Regions from separate parts of the Homo sapiens genome. Here all the other regions are linked to region 2. The links are chromatin contacts, found by Hi-C in ENCODE. All regions are on one chromosome and are shown on one strand. The core of a region is the stretch at or near the end of the contact, and the rest is flanking DNA. Distances in the headings are between cores, read along the strand shown. Region 1 holds the start of EPC1 (enhancer of polycomb 1). Region 2 holds the start of CREM (cAMP responsive element modulator). Region 3 overlaps EPC1 (enhancer of polycomb 1).

What was found. Hi-C counts contacts between places; a loop is a spot of excess contacts on that map. Pooled maps may share reads with other maps.
Region 1: a loop to region 2 is called in a pooled map, with 8 times the contacts of the local background. The contact joins the promoter of EPC1 here to the promoter of CREM in region 2. A Hi-C loop is called at or near these places in 2 of 37 single-sample maps with no recorded cell type and 7 of 50 pooled maps.
Region 3: a pooled map shows a loop between it and region 2 (9-fold over the local background). The contact joins the enhancer-like site here to the promoter of CREM in region 2. A Hi-C loop is called at or near these places in 2 of 37 single-sample maps with no recorded cell type and 3 of 50 pooled maps.

What each region holds. Positions count from the first base shown.
Region 1 is chr10:32,345,625-32,348,781 of GRCh38, reverse strand. It overlaps EPC1 (enhancer of polycomb 1), which reads left to right and starts at 1,624. Exons shown (of 14, transcript NM_001272004.3): 1 at 1,624-2,019. The coding sequence starts at 1,867. It overlaps EPC1-AS1 (EPC1 antisense RNA 1), which reads right to left and starts at 1,418. Exons shown (of 2, transcript NR_104163.1): 1 at 1,307-1,418. RefSeq lists silencers at 1,034-1,163, 1,174-1,643, 2,314-2,593 and enhancers at 1,914-1,973, 1,994-2,093.
Region 2 is chr10:35,125,567-35,128,746 of GRCh38, reverse strand. CREM (cAMP responsive element modulator) reads right to left here and starts at 1,901. Exons shown (of 8, transcript NM_183011.2): 1 at 1,554-1,901. It also overlaps a transcript of CUL2 not described here. RefSeq lists an enhancer at 864-933 and silencers at 1,294-1,433, 1,494-2,013.
Region 3 is chr10:32,317,375-32,320,454 of GRCh38, reverse strand. The region is part of intron 1 of EPC1 (enhancer of polycomb 1); the gene reads left to right. Among named protein-coding and RNA genes, the nearest start is that of EPC1, 28 kb to the left of the region's middle. RefSeq lists an enhancer at 2,577-2,636. Within about 2 kb of position 1,759, at least 9 of the 41 ENCODE cell types and tissues checked have a DNase peak (open chromatin) inside an H3K27ac peak, as active enhancers do.

The sequences.
Region 1 (3,157 bases), core at 375-2,874, 2.8 Mb after region 2:
TTCGCGGGTCCTTCTCCCCACTGTGTAAGCTCCTCCAGGAGCCCTGTGGGTGCCAAGCTGACTTGGAAGGCTATGAGGGCTCAATACACACCCTCAATACTCATTGAATGAATAAAGGCACGGTCTCTGTGTAGGAAATGCAGGTGAACGTCCTTATGCCTCACTTAAGTGAGCTGCCAATATCGGAGTTTAAGTATAATTTTGGAGAACTGCAATCCGTCCTGTTTTCTCCCTACCCCGCGGGAGCTGGCTAAACCAGCCTGGAGGCTAGCAGTTTGCCTGTGTGCCCTAAGCTAGTGACAGCTCATATCAAGCCCAGTATTTAAGGAGCGTGATTACTTTTACTACGTAGTTCCCAGGGAGAAAAGCAACTCAAAACATTTTTGTATCTTTTTGTATCTTGTTGCACAAGATACAAAATTGTGCACTAAGATACAAATTGAAACTCGAATTGAAATTTGGCTGCCAATTTATTAAACCCACCCCAACAATCTTCCCTATTAACAACAACAACAACGAAGAGATCTCAGGATACCCATTTTCATGTGTAATATAAACCGATGCCACCCATCTATCATATCCATCTAAATCTAATAATTCAGCTTTTTGTTTGGCGGGAGTACGACAGGTCTTTATATGATTCAATGTTACAAAGTTTTTCAGAGGACAAATGATGAAAGTGTGAACCCACGGCTATGATGAAGCCGCAGTCTCTTTGAGTACAGAATCATGAGCTAGATATAAAGAACTGGCTTTAAATTCTGAAGTAGATCTTGCTTTTAAATGTTATAGTGGTGGGTAATAATTTCCTTTGCTTCAGTTACTATTTAAAAAGTAAATATGTGTAGATGAAAATGCAGGATTTAAAAAAATCTACTTTGTAGAATAGGATACCTATCATTTATATTAAGCCCAATGCGTGGGAAACGGATCAATGACTTGATGCGGTGCCTATAAAACATTATAATCCAAAGTTGCATTAGGACATAAAAATAACTGCTGATAAAAGTTTACTCAAAGTAGCATCTGCCCCTAATTCAGTTTGTATTTTTATCGTAAAGACCTAAGGCGCCGCGGGAACTAGGCTGTGCGTTCGCCCCCCGCGGCAGACGGCGGCGCGCGGCGCCTCTGGAGCGCCCCTCCGAAGCCCCGTGGGGGCGGCCGTGGCCCCGGGGCAGCCGCTGGCGAGCACCCCAGAGGTCCGAGCCCTCCGAGCCCCAGGTGCCCGGGGCCCGAGCCCCGCCTGCCACTCTCCCCAGCTGCCTTTCCAAACGGCGGCGTGCTGGTGGAGAGAGTTTTCCCGCACCTTGTTCGCCCGTCAGAAAGCGGCGCCGGGAGGGAGCGAGCGTGAGAAAGTGAGCGTGTGCGCTGCAGGAGAGCACGACCCAAGAGCCGGCGCCCGGTGTCCGAGCGCCCAGTCCGCCCTGTCCGCCCCCGGACCCGCGAAGGGCGGGGGCCCGGAGCAGCGAGGCGCGGGAAGCGAGGCCGGCGGGTGCCGGGGGTTGGCGGGACGCGCGCTTCGTGCCGGCGCCGGCCTCGAGCCCGCGCTCCCTCCCCCCGCCCGCGTGCCCGCGCCGCTGCGCGATGCAGTGTGGGGAATGGCTGGGGTTGGCTGAAGAGCGCACAGTGGAGTTTTAATGTCCGCCATGTTGGCCATGGCGTATTGAAGAGAGCGAGCGAGAGAGGAGCGGAGCGGCACAGCCTCCCACCCTCCCGGCTGGTGTTAGTGCCCGGACGGCGGGCTCTGCGCTCCGCCCCTCAAGTCCCCGGCAGCGGTTGGCGAGTGGGGACCGAACCCCCGGTTCTCCATGATCCCGCTGGCCGGGGCCGTTTCCCCAGAGCGGAGAGGTATCTGCTGCGCCTGAGATGAGTAAACTGTCGTTTCGGGCGCGGGCGCTAGACGCCTCGAAGCCGCTGCCGGTTTTCCGCTGTGAGGATCTGCCCGACCTGCACGAATACGCCTCGATAAACAGGGCCGTGCCGCAGATGCCCACCGGAATGGAGAAGGAAGAGGAGTCGGTACGTGTTAACTCCCCTGTCCGACCCACCGTCAGGCCCGCTCCCTCTGCTGCCTGCGGCGGCGGCGGAGCAGCAAACCCACACAAAATGGCCGCCATCTTCTCTTCGCCGCCGACTCTCAGTCGCCGGCCGGGCCTATACCCCGCCTCCCCCAGCCTCGACCCCCGGCCGCCGCGGCCCAGCGGGGCCCCTTCTAAGGCCACCCGCTGACCCTGGCCACTTGTACCCGGGTCCCGCGGAGTTCGGGGGCCCGAAAGGCACAAAGGGGTCACGTGACGAAGCTGCCGGCAGCCATTTTGTGTCTTAGTTCTTGGGTTGGGCCTTGTGCATCCGGAGAGGGGAACGGGCTGGGTGGCTGTGGGGGTGCGGCGAGTCGGGAGCCGTGGAGGACCCGCCTACAGGCCTCTCCGTGGGCCGCTGGGTGGCGCTCCAGGGCCACTGCGGCCTGCGCGCCGCTGCCCGGGCCGGGAGCGCAGGTTCTGTGCACAGTCGGGGAATTTGATTGCCCCATGGTCTGGGAAGCTTGTTGGGCTCAGTGCAGCCCCCACGTGGAGCCTCAGACGGGCATGTCATGTCGCCTGCTGCTCTATGAGGCTTTTCTCCCCCTCTGCAAGGAAATGTCGAGGGTGCAGCGTGTTTGCCCGGACGACTTACTTTTCTAGAAGATAAGACTTACTTTCAGTGTCCTCTTTCTGGGACGTTTGTATCCATCCCTCTCCAGAGCTAGTTGGTCGGAGGATAATAAACCACTATCCCTGACTTTTTCTGTGATCCTTGCGAATATCTTGCAGATTTGTTTGGAGTACCTCTCTCTTCTGAAGCCTGTAACCTTACCTATTTGTAAAATAAATTTAAGTTCTCCTGCTCTCTGGTATCTCAACATAGGGGGAGAAAAGACCCAATTTAAGTAACTTTTATAGATCTAAATTTCGAAGGAGGATCCTTTCTTATTCAAAACCGAACTAAAACTAAGTGACTTGATTCACAGAAATCTTAATATTGAGATGTCTAAATTGGGTGGGTTTCAGCACGTAAATGTTGACAACTAATAGACATTTTACCATCGCTGTGGCTTTACCTTGTTGTGGAAGTTGGGTTCGGACACCAGGATAATAGAATCTTCCTCTCATTTCCCCCA
Region 2 (3,180 bases), core at 652-3,151:
GAGACCATCCTGGCTAACACTGTGAAACCCCGTTTCTACTAAAAATACAAAAAATTAGCCAGGCGTGGTGGCGGGCGCCTGTAGTCCCAGCTACTCAGGAGGCTGAGGCAGGAGAATGGCGTGAACCCAGGAGGCGGAGCTTGCAGTGAGCTGAGAGCGGACCACTGCACTCCAGCCTGGGCGACAGAGCGAGACCCCGTCTCAAAAAAAAAAAAAAAAAGACTAGGAAAAAAACGTGGCGCTCAAAGCAAAAAACAAAAAAACAACAAATAAAAAACAGCGTGGTTTATTCATGTAATCTGATGCAATGTTCACAGCGGACCTCTCACTGTTCAATCTAGATCTTTGTTTCAAGGGAAAGGTACACCCTCATCTGCCCGGCAAATTAAGTAGAAAGGAAACTGAGTCACGTACGTAAGCCACAGTGTTAAAGGAGCTCTTTCAATTTCAGTGACACTTTGAGACTGGCCCTGTAAGTCCCAATTTCTTAAAATGTGATTACAAACTCACCGCTGCTTCACTGAGCAGCATGCAGGAAACCCCTAAGTGATTTCAAACTCAGGTATCTGATATACAAATAAAACGCAACAGGATCAAGAAACATGCTGAGGCCAGGCGCGGCGGCTCACGCCTGTAATCCCAGCACTTTGGGAGGCCGAGGTGGGTGGAAGGTCAGGAGTTCGAGACCAGCCTGACCAACATGGTAAAACCCCATCTCTACTAAAAATACAAAAATTAGCAGGCGTGGTGGCGCATGCCTGTAATCCCAGCTACTCGGGAGGCTGAGGCAAGAGAATCGCTTGAACCCAGGAGGCAGAGGCTGCAGTGAGCCGAGATCATGCCCCTGCATTCCAGCCTGGGTAACAGCAAGACTCCGTCTCAAAAAAAAAAAGTATGTTTAATAATGTGTTTATTCCCCAGATTCAACAGGCTCTGGAAACCTTACCAGATGGCCCTAAAAAGGCAAGACTCAGGCAGAAGGGAAAATGCGCCTTCCGAGAGCGGTCGCGGCTCTGCCCTTCCCACTCCGGAGACTGCCCGCGCCCGGGACCGAATGACTCAGCTGCGAGGCCCTCCGGCCCAGGTTTTGGGGGAAAACGGGCTGCGTCCGCTTTCGTCTAAACTGCGCTCGTAAAGTGGGGCAGAGGCGCTGGGGGCACTCAAATCCGAGGTCCTTACTTCTGGATTCCTTTTCCTTTTCCGAGTTAAACCGCTCCCCTGAGCCGCACGGCTCTCTCAGGGAGGATTTTCCAACTCGTCCCAAGTTCGCGAGGAGGCAGGCGGGTCCCGGGGCAGCTGAGCGCACGAAGCGGGCGTGGGGCGGCGAGCCGGCGGCCTCGGGGGCGCCGAGCGAGGGGCCGCGTCAGGTGAACTCGCGGCTGCCCCGCCAGTCCTTGGCCCGGCCCCGGGGTCCCGGCCCGCCGCCCACGGCTCCGCTCGGCCTCTGCTGCTCCACCGCACCCGGCTCCGCTCCGCCTCCTGCCTCCACCTCCACCTCCTGCGCCGCGTCGCCCGCTGCTGGGTCTCGGGGCCGGAGCCGACGCACCACTTACCCGCCGCAAAGGGATTTACGTAGCGGACCTCGTCACTGATTACGGACGCGAGGAGGTGGAGACGGCGAGCCCGACCGCCGCTCAGCAGCGGCGCCGCCGCCCAGCAACCCGGAGCCGGCAGCGGCCCCACGTAGTCCTCACGTCAGCTGTGATGCGGTAGCCGCGGCCTCCCTGCCGACCCCGGACCAAAAGTAGCGCTGCAGCCGACCGAACCGCGTCCTCCCGCCCCGTCCTCCCCTCCCCCACGCCGGGACGGCCTCCCGGGGGAGGCCCCGAGGAAAAAAATCCAGGCTCGAACTCCGCCCCCTGCCGGCCGCCAGCAGGAGTGAAGCGCCACAATCCAACAATGAAATGGAACCGGGGAGGGGCGGCGGGAAGGTGCGGGTCAGGGGGCGGGGCCTAGGGATAGGGAGAAGGAAGGTCAGGGGGCGGGGCCAAGAGGAGGAACTAGCCTGGAGGTGGGGCGGAAGGTAGGGGCGGGGGCAAGGCTGGAAACCGGAAGCTGCCCGTGCCGCGCCGCGCGTGCGCCAGAAATCCAATGACTTGTCAGCCAGAGTAACGGCTGTTGTCAGGTCTTCAGGGTCTCGAGGTCGGTTTCTTCCTAACGCCGCCAACCCCAAGCTAAGGTCCGCGAGCGTCTCACCTCTGTCCAGGCTGGGCTGCAGTGGCGTGGTCTCGGCTCTCTGCAACCTCTATCTCCCCAGGCTCAAGCGATCCTCCGGCCTCAGCCTCCTGAGTAGCTGGGACTGCAGGCGTGCTTCTTCTGACTTCTAAAAGCTATCTACATACCTTGACTAGTGGCCCTTTTCCTCCATATTCACAGCCAGTCACAGCTGGTTGAGTCCTTCTCCAAAAGAAGCTTGAGCTCCTGAGACAATTCACCTGCTTCTTAGGGTCATTTATTGCAGTTTATCCCAGTATTTGACTGGAAATGGTCCGCATGCTGGGCCCGCTGGCTCGGGCCTGTAATCCCAACACTTCGGGAGGCCAAGGTGGGAGGATCGCTTGAGCCCAGGAGACCAGCCTAGGGAACACAGTGAGACTTCATCTCTTTTTTTTTTTTTAGATTAGAAAGGTCGGCCGGGGGCTCACGCCTGTAATCCCAGCATTTTGGGAGGCAGACATGGGCAGATCACCTGAGGTCAGGAGCAGCCTGGCCAACATGGTGAAACCCCATCTCTACTAAAAATACAAAAATTAGCTAGGAGTGGTGGCAGACGCCTGTAGTCCCAGCTAGTTGGGAGGCTGAGGCAGGAGAATCGCTTGAACCTGGGAGGTCAAGGCTGCAGTGAGCTGAGATCGTTCCACTGCACTCCAGTCTGGGTGACAGAGCGAGGCTCCATCTCAAAAATAAAAAAAGTAATGGGATATCAGGAATAAAGAATAGCAGCATGGTTATAGAGTACAGTAGGTCCTCACTTAACGATAGGTTCTTAGAAATCATGGCTTTAAGCCAAACAACTTACAGCAGGTCCACAAAAAAATTTTCATTCAGTGTTGTTTTCATTTCGTTATAATATTGATGATAACAAAAATCGGTTTCATTGTACGTTGTTTCACTGAAAACCAGTTTCTAAGAAGCTATTGACAATGTTAAGTGAGGATTTATTATTTCATATCAGTTACT
Region 3 (3,080 bases), core at 510-3,009, 2.8 Mb after region 2:
AAATTATTTAATCACAGAACTCCTCACATAACACTTAATGATATTGCTGGAACTGCTTTTCAGAGAACAGTATTCTGAAACTAGTTTAAATAGAGAAATTAAGAAATTAAGAAAGGGAATTTAAGAAAGAGACTTTCACTGACTTGTAAGGATTATGCAGGTACTTGGTAACAGTTCTGGAAGCAGTACTTGAATCTCTTGTACAGATTGTACTTTTTAAAAAAAAAGTCCTTTTGCTCTTAGCTTTATTTAAAAAAAAAAAACAACCATTATTTGGAAGTAATTTTACTTACAGAAAAGTTGCAAGAAGGGGAGTAGTAAGTACATAGAGCATTCTCTACCCTTTACCCAGACGTGTTAACACTTTGCCCTATTTGCTTTATTCTCTTTCTCATATGTACACACATATGTTTTTCCCAAACCATTTAAGTTGCCTACATCGTGGCACTTTACCCCTAAATAGTTTCATGGATGTCGGCTGGGCACGGTGGCTCACACCTGTAATCCCAGCACTTTGGGAGGCCAAGGTGGGCAGATAACCTGAGGTCAGGAGTTCGAGACCAGCCTGGCCAAAATGGTGAAACTCTGTCTCTACTAAAAATACAAAAAAATTAGCCAGGTTTGGTGGTATGCGCCTGTAAACCCCAACTACTCGGGAGCTGAGGCAGGAGAGTCGCTTGAACCCAGGAGGTGGGGGTTGCAGTGAGCCGAGATTGCGCCACTGCACTTCCAGCCCAGGTGACAGAGCAAGACTCTGTCTCAAAGAAAAAAATATACATCTTTTCATAGATGTTTTCATCTTTTATGACGTAGACATTTTTGAAGAATACAGTTTTGACTTTTTTTAATAGAGTGACCCCATTTTAGGTTTGTCTGATGTTTTCTCATATTGAAGTTTTGCATTTCCAGCTGAAATGTCACATAAGGGATATCGTGTCCCCATGACATCACATCTGGAGGCACACAGATGCATCTGCACCTCACTGGTAATGGTAATTTTCACCATCTGGTGAAAGTATGGTCCAGTTTCTCCACAGTATAGTTACTATATTTCCCTTACAACAAATAAGCAATCTGTGGGGAATCTACATCCTTCTTGTTACTTTCTTATCTTCTGCCACTTCCAGTATGTGTGAGGCAGGTTGTTCAGGGGTCATGGAATCTCTATCAAGAATTTTTTTCCAGATTCTGACTTGCTCAGTTTTCAACTTTGTAAAGACTTCAGTTGAATCTTTATGGAGATAGGCATTTTTAAGTCACTTCTGCCTGTTTTTTATGTTACCATAGTATTACATAATCATTGTGGAAGACTTTCCAAAAGCGGGGTAGACATCCTAGTAGAATTATAAAGAAGGGAGAAGAGTTATAGATGGAGTTAGAGGCAGGGAACAGTACATATAGATGTTACTAGAAAGTTCTATTAGATGCTTATTCTAGGTGGATTAGGAAATTCAGGGGAGAAAGTGGTCAGGTGTTGAACTGGAGGAATTAGCTAGAGCTAGGTCATGAGGACCTGTTTCCCAAGGCAAGTTTGAATTTCACCAGGGAGGCAAATAAAGACCCAAAGATGAAGTGTGAGAGTTGACTTGGTCAAACTCTTAGAAAGACCAGTGGAGAGTAATGTAATACTAGAGGTTAGAAGGCCACTTGCTGCACGAACTGTGGCCGTGGGATGGAGAGTATTGAGTAATTTCTAGTCATAAAACCAATGAGAAATCTGTGCCTGATTTGGAAATGGGGAAATAAGAAGCAAAAGGGAGCTGGAAACATTGAGGCTTCTGACTTGGGTGACTGGATAGATGACAGTGAAACTTGCTGACGTAGGTCAGGAGGAGGAACAGATTTGGAGAGTCATGGAGCAGGGGTGTCGATGTTATGTGAGAGATGTCTGTGGAACATATAGTAAGGTCTTTATATACATGTCTAGAGTTCAGAATTCTGAGCTAGAAGTTAAGATTTAGAATAATCACCAGCATCCAAATGGTAGTTGAAGCCATGATACTGGATGAAATTGCAAGGGTGCGTATATACAAGGGCTAAGGACTAAGCAGTGGGACAGATTTAGTTTGTGTTATTGATTATATAAGCACTTTTAGACAGATTTAAATTAGTTCATTGCTGCTGCTGTAGGGCATTTTAGAAAAAAACAGACACATTTGTATCTGTATTTTACTGCTCTCGGGGCTGTTTTGGAGGCATAGAAATCATCAGCATAAAGATTACAACAAAAAATAACAGTTTGGGAGAGCCTTTTAAAATTTAATTTTGGGGAAATGATTCAATTAGATTGCGGCTTTTCTAAGCGTAGAAAGAGACTCTAATTTTATTCCCTTCCCGCTTACATTGTCACACATCACACTGGGCATGTAGGCTCTTAATATGTACAGCATAAACGACCTAAGCCTAAACGGATGCTAGGGGTACAAATAAGGACATGAGAGGACAGAATCAGAATGAAACTTCATGTCTGGGCCACCTGTTATTGTGCTACTCAGTCACTTGACTTTACATCCTGTTGATTTTATAAGGAAAGTAGTAAATTGGCAAATGTTTCACACTGAAGAGAAATAACAGAACTGGACTATTTTATCTGTAAAGGTCTTCCTTTTTGTATTCTAGAAATTGATTACTGAGCTTTAAGCAAGAGGATAGGTAGAGAGTAATAACCTTGTATCATTTATTTCTTGTGAAATATAATAGATATTAAATTGCTCTTTTCCTTGCCAGATACTATCTGTCCTTAAACTATTACCACAAGTATTTCAGATACAAAAGTAAAATGTGTTCATTTTAATTTTTTCTTTTCTTTTTTTGAGACAGAGTCTTGCTCTGTCACCCAGGCTGGAGTGCAGTGGCACGATCTTGGCTCACTACAACCTCCACCTCCCAGGCTCAAGCAAGTCTCCTTCCTCAGCCTCCCAAGTAGTTGGGATTACAGCCATGTGCCACCACACCCGGCTAATTTTTTTATTTTTAGTAGAGACAGGGTTTCCCTATGTTGGTCAGGCTGATCTCGAACTCCTGACCTCAAGTGATCCACCTGCCTCAGCATCCCAAAGTGCTGGGATTACAGGTTTAAT